Linked DNA regions of Homo sapiens: region 1 is linked to region 2. A link is a loop called in an ENCODE intact Hi-C map of the cell type or tissue named here. Cell type or tissue: sigmoid colon. All regions are shown on one strand. Links, peaks and the distances in the headings refer to the core of each region. The heading gives the core; the rest is flanking DNA.

The links. Hi-C counts contacts between places; a loop is a spot of excess contacts. Peaks named below come from ENCODE experiments on the same cell type or tissue, not always from the same donor. Only the 100,000 strongest peaks of a DNase experiment are listed, where the experiment ranks them.
Region 1: a loop joins it to region 2, with 3.0 times the contacts of the local background. A loop is called at or near these places in 34 of 110 quality-filtered maps.

What each region holds. Positions count from the first base shown.
Region 1 is chr7:41,954,736-41,957,649 of GRCh38, forward strand. No RefSeq gene overlaps it. Among named protein-coding and RNA genes, the nearest start is that of INHBA, 250 kb to the left of the region's middle. In sigmoid colon, for the core only: no CTCF peak of the experiment used is centred there; DNase peaks (open chromatin) are centred at 437 and 1,336; H3K27ac peaks cover 686 bases.
Region 2 is chr7:42,698,766-42,701,679 of GRCh38, forward strand. All of the region lies in intron 1 of LINC01448 (long intergenic non-protein coding RNA 1448), which reads right to left. Among named protein-coding and RNA genes, the nearest start is that of LINC01448, 6.2 kb to the right of the region's middle. In sigmoid colon, for the core only: no CTCF peak of the experiment used is centred there; a DNase peak (open chromatin) is centred at 1,251; H3K27ac peaks cover 468 bases.

The sequences.
Region 1 (2,914 bases), core at 227-2,726, 740 kb before region 2:
AGGGGGTTAGGGAAACCTCTGAATTTGTAGCCAGTTGGTCAGAAGTATGAACGGCCCTGGGAACCCCCTCAACTTCTGGCTGGCATCTGAAGTCGGGACTGTCTTGTGGAGGACTGAGCTCTTAATTCATGGGGTCTACGCTGACACCAGCCTCCACATAGTTGATGCCAGAACTGAATTGCAGAATTGAATCCAGCCAGTTGGGTTGGTGTCAGAGCACCACCTTTTCTTTACCCTTTTTGTACTCCTTCTCAGGAGTGGAAACCCTGTGACTGAATGAAGCTAAAATTCTAGTACACAGGGCTGGTAAGGCTGGATTAAAATCAACTTGTTTTCCAAAGCCTTCCTTTTGGCTCAGTGTTAAATCTACTTGATTTAGGATAGCCTCAGAATGCATTTCAAAAAAGTTGGAATCATCACCCTGTTGGAAGCTGCCGGGTGTTCAGCTGGAACAGTGGGAAATCATATTACCTTGTCTAAAACTGCAGAGCTAGTGAAGAAACTCTGGGTCAAGGGAATCCAAGGAAAGTCTGTTCCTTGACCTTCGGTCTTGCAGGTCAGCAGAATGTTCTTCTCCCCTTTGCCTTGAAGGCTCTGAGAGAGTGTTGTTACTGTCCTGTAGATGAGGCAGAGGTGGGTGAGAAAGGGTCTGGGCTATTATCTCAATTCAAAAGACACATTTATCTAAGCTCAAAGGGGAAGGAGCTTGGATTGTATCTTTGGTTTTTGTTCTTTGCATGAACTTCAGAAGAAATACTTATCATATTTCATGACTTCATCTTTGGACAGATGTGGATCAAATGGAAGGTGTCTCGGGGACCTGGGTTCATAAAGCAGTGAGTTTCTGAAGAGCATCAGGGCTAAGAATGGCTGAGCAATAAATCTGTAACTTACAGTCACCCCAGAGAGCCTGAGATATCCAAGGCATGAGAGAAAGAAGTCTCTTATTTAGGAGAATATAGCCAATCCTTGAGCTATGACATACACACTGGGCTTTTTTGTTTGTTCTTCAGCCAATACAATTTTTCTTGCCTACCCAGTTTGCCGCTTAATAAAAAATTCTCTCTGGGCAATGCATCTAGGTATATTTTGGATAAATATTTGGGGGCGTCAGAATCATCTTCAAATGAAAATGTAAGCATTTCTTGTCTTGGCTCACTGGGGATAGCAGCCACAGCCTTCTTATCTTGGTAGTAAGTGAGGCAGCTCAGTTCCTTTTCTTCTTCCCCCAGGGCCCTGGCCTGTCTCCAGCTCTGCGCCTCAGCGGGGGAGGAAGAGAAGGGAGGTAGCTGGCTGCTTGTCTCCAAACAGCAACGGAATGCCTTGGCCTGGCTGTTCAGTAATCCCCTGCCAGCTGGCTGCCTCCCTTTCCTCTGGGAACTCAGTGAATCACACCTCCGCAGCGCGTTTGGCTCTTGCAAGCCCTGAAGGGCTGGAGGCTTGTGCCTGCCAGCTCCGAGGAGCTGCAGCCCAACTTCTGAGCATGGATCATGTCGGGACCCTGGAATTTCTGAGCACAGGAGGCTTTCCAGCTGCAGGGGAAGAACACTCATCTGGAGGCACTGCAGGATTCAAAGTGGGTTGGGCTGTTCACAGGGAGGGGGCGAGCGCTTTTTCTTTCCCCATCTTTTCTTAGGGACCCTTCCAGGAGCAGAGGTTTTTGCGTGTAGGGAAGCAAAGTAGGAGAAGAGTGCTTAGTCCTCTTCCTGTATCTGCTCCATGATGACCTCAGATAAGGTAAACCTTGCATATGCTCTCCAGCCATCAGTCAGGGCATGAGCAGAGCCCCAGGACGGTTGCACCATGTCCCACGTATGACCAAATGCGTATTTGGAGTTTTTATTTCAATAGTTCAGGAACAGGCATACAGAAGGGAGGTAACTGCTGAGATGTCCCTTCTACCGCTGGCGTAGAAGCATGCATTCTAAAACTGGATCTTTTTCAAAGGTAGGGATGTGATCAGGTTTTAGCTTCTTCCAATTGGAGTGACTAGAGGGTCTTTCTTTAGATGGGGTAGGAGGACAAAGGCCGAAGCGGCGCAGGAAGAGAGCAAAGCCAATCCATCCATGCACATTCTCCTATCCAGGCATGCTAAATGCTTCCTGAAGTTAACAGCAAGCCTCGGTTCCAAACGGAGGGCCCCAGGGTGAGGCTGGCCAGCTCTTCGGCACTGCAGTGCTCCTTCTAGTCGGGTTAGCAGACTTGCCAGGCCACTTCTCAGCCACAGGCTGGGAAGTCTCAAGTAGGAGAAGGGAAACCAGGAGCAAGAGGGAAGTGTGAGCTGAGCCCCACAGAGCCGCGGCAGGGTGGGAAGTCGAGGTACCTGTGAGGAAATTAACCTGGTACTTCATTACAATATTCCTGTAGAGTGAAAGGAAAAAAACTAGGTCCATGCCCTGCTCACGGGGAATTCCACATACAGTTCCCTCCTTACTTGGTGAAGAGCTGGTGATGGCAAGTCCTGCTTCTTGGCCCCAGTTCTCCCCAGCATCCCACCTCTGTGGTCACGGTCTTCCTTTGCAGGGGTCAGGCTGGAACCGGCCTCCTGGGGGCTGGGAGGAAGCTGAGGGAAGAGTGCATCATTCCTGACCTCTGCAGCCCCTCCCTTGCCCACTCTCCTGCTTTCTTCCTGCAGGGAGGGAGGAGGAACTTGCAGAATGGGAGGGGGGTCTGGCCGCTTGAGGAACCCAGCAGCAGGGCAGCTGTGGGCCCCATGAGAGTCCGAGGGCACCCCAACCACCTCCAGTCCTTCTCCAGCACCCTCCTTGCATGCCACTCCTGTCATTGCCAAAGGGTGTTTTACAGAATTATTTTTCCTGAAAAGATCAAAATAATCTCCCCCCACCACCCCTGAGGCTTGCCCCCAGTCTATTCAACCCAGGTCCTGGAGGAACTCAGCAGTGGGCAGTGAAGC
Region 2 (2,914 bases), core at 206-2,705:
TGTTAGTCATACCTCCAGCATCATTCTACTTTGAATGTATGATAGGACAGGGGAGCAAAGTTTGCTGACTTTAATCAAGCCAGATGACTTTTCATATTCACACCAGCTGTTGGCATATGCTGAGTTTTACTTTATTTCCTTCTCCTGGGAGTCATTCATTAATAGGTATAAAGAATTGCCCTAAACATTTTTTTTGGCAACTTCACATTTCAATCCACAACTGCTAGACACACTAAAGTATTATATTTGCAGTTAGCCTATGCAGCGTGCAGATTTTTCCTAATAGAGTTCTACTTTAAGTCTGCCTCTGTTCTTATCCATAGAAGGGGAAAACTTAAGCCAAAAAGGAAAAAAAAATTGGATGATTGCCACATATCTCTGCAAATATGGGTTGGACGTGAAATAATTTAAAATGCGGTAAAACTTAGTAATTTAGCATATGGGTTAGTGAACATGCACATATTTTGCCAAGAGCCTGCACACAGATGAAAAGCCCATTTTCTAGACGCCAATTCATGGGGTTCTACAAGCCCCTTGTTTACTTTATTCATTGCAGAGCCTATTTTTATTTGTAGTTTTTGTGGCAAAATTGTTGGTAGCAACTATAAAACCCAGGCAAAAGTCTTAGGAATGATCCTTTGCTACCCACATTTATATCAGCAATCAGCGGGGTTGGGGGGTGGGCGGGGAGAAAGTGGATAAAGCAGTGAAATATAGACCTGCCAAGTGATTGCAAAAATTAGGAAACTCCTCTTGAAAGAAAGTAGTGGGTTATATACGGATGTTCTAACCTTTCATGTGTTGGATGTACCCCAGAAGTTATATATCTCTGTTGTCAGCAGCCACATGGAGGTAGATAAGGGGAGAGATTCCAGTCTCTTTCAGCATTCTGTGTATCATTTCCATGTACAAATATCTGCTTCAGTGTCAGCAGTTCTGTACAGAGAAAAAGCACGTGGAAGGGACGAAAGAACAGAGCAGCCAGGTTCCAAAGAACAGAGCAGCCAGGTTCCGAGTAGATAAGGCTGTCTGTCACCTTTTCAAGATTGACCTCAGCCTTTCAGGAAACCGAGGTAACAACATGAAACTAGTGAATTCCAGTGGAGAAACACTGAGTTGAATATTTTCAGCATCCTGGGTTTTCCAGGATTTTCACAAGTGAGAAATGCAGAGACGATGGTGATAGGGAAGCTCCAGCCTGGGCCACACAGCAGCGTCAGTGCCTGCAGGACAGCAGCTGGCACTGGTGGTGGTGAAGGCAGCGAGGCTGGTCCGAAGAAACAGAAGGAGCAGCAGATACTTTTGAACCTCATGTTAATACTCTAACAAAATCTCTTTTACTTCATTTATTACAAATTGGCAAAGGAAAAAGAAACCATGTTAACCAAACAAACAAAAACAATAAAAAGTTAAAAATAACAGAGCAGAAAGCATGACTGCAGAGTGCCAATGGTCATTGTTCTCTTTAGCTTGTGCTACTTAAGAAAGCTTCATCTGCTTTTTACTTTTTTGTTTTCCAGATTTTCTGTGATCACTTTCTTTCTCTTCATCCTCATGTATTTAATTTTTGTACTGATTTATTTATTAATCTGTGTTTTAAAAAATCATATCATGTTTCAATGTCGTGAGGTTCTATTAAGCTTAGATTGTAAATATTATATTCTAGAGAATTTACTGAGTCAGAAGAGAGATGAATAAAGCCAAGTTCATCAGTCGAAGCTTCAGGGACATTTAGATAAATAAACATAATCATTGCATTGACAATAGTTAAACACCATCTGGTGAGGATCAGTTCCTGAAATGGAAAAGCTGGGAGCCAAGTGAGTAAAGTGGGAGAGAGACTCCTTCTGGTCAGGGAAAACATAGAACTTGGGTTCAGCGTGGGAGTACTGCATTTTTAAATTTCTGTCTTAGCATCTATGGTTAGCGAAACCGTCCCCCTGCTCCCTAATAGAGAAGTCACTTTGAAGGTAGGTGGTGGCAATGTGGAGCTCTGACAGATAAGAGACCTCTAGAAATCAAATCCTTCATTACTGCTTCCCAATGAATCTGAAGTCATTGGAAATAGCAGAAAAATTATGTAAGTGCTGTGACATCTTACTCAGAGTTAATGGGGTTTCTCGTATACCTGCTATGTGCCAGGCATGGTGCTGGAGGCCATAAAGTCATGTGACCTTGAAGGACTTTTGGCTCCTACCATCAAGTTTTGGAAGAAGTTGAAAGGAGTCTTTGATAAAACTTGGTGAAACTCCAAAGTTAAATTAAGCAACAATTGATAAGAACTGGGGACCCATTTCTGCCTTGGCTCACATGATTACTTGCTCTTTCCTATTTCTCCTCCTTCTTTCTGGCCCTGATAATCCTGACAGTCCCCATTCCTGGTTTGGGCAGTGCCACCCGGCACAGAGTAAGAACTGGGCTGTCCAACCATGGACCCAAAGGGAGTCACAGCCAGACCTCAGAGGATTCTCAGCTTTCAAACCTATAGACCTGGATGCCAGGCCTCATTCTTTCACTTTCCATCTCTGTGACTATATTCATCAAAGCTTTCCCAGGAAATGGAACCAATAGGATTATCTATCTATCTATCTATCTATCTATTCATCTATCTATCTATCCCTCCATCTATCTTTCATCTATCATTACCTAAAGAGATTTATTATAAGAAATTGACTTATGAGATTATGGAGGTTGAGAAGTCCAAGATCTGCAGTTGACAAGCTAGAAACCCAGGAGAGCTGATAATGCGATTCCAGTCCAAGTCTGAAGCCCTGAGAAGCAGGAGAGTTGATGGCATAACTTCCAGTCAAAGTTTGAAGGCAGGAGAAGAGCCCTGTTCCAGCTCAAAGACACTCACAGAGAGAGAGAGAGTTCTCCCTTCCTCAGCTCTTTTGTTCCAATCAGGCCCTCAACA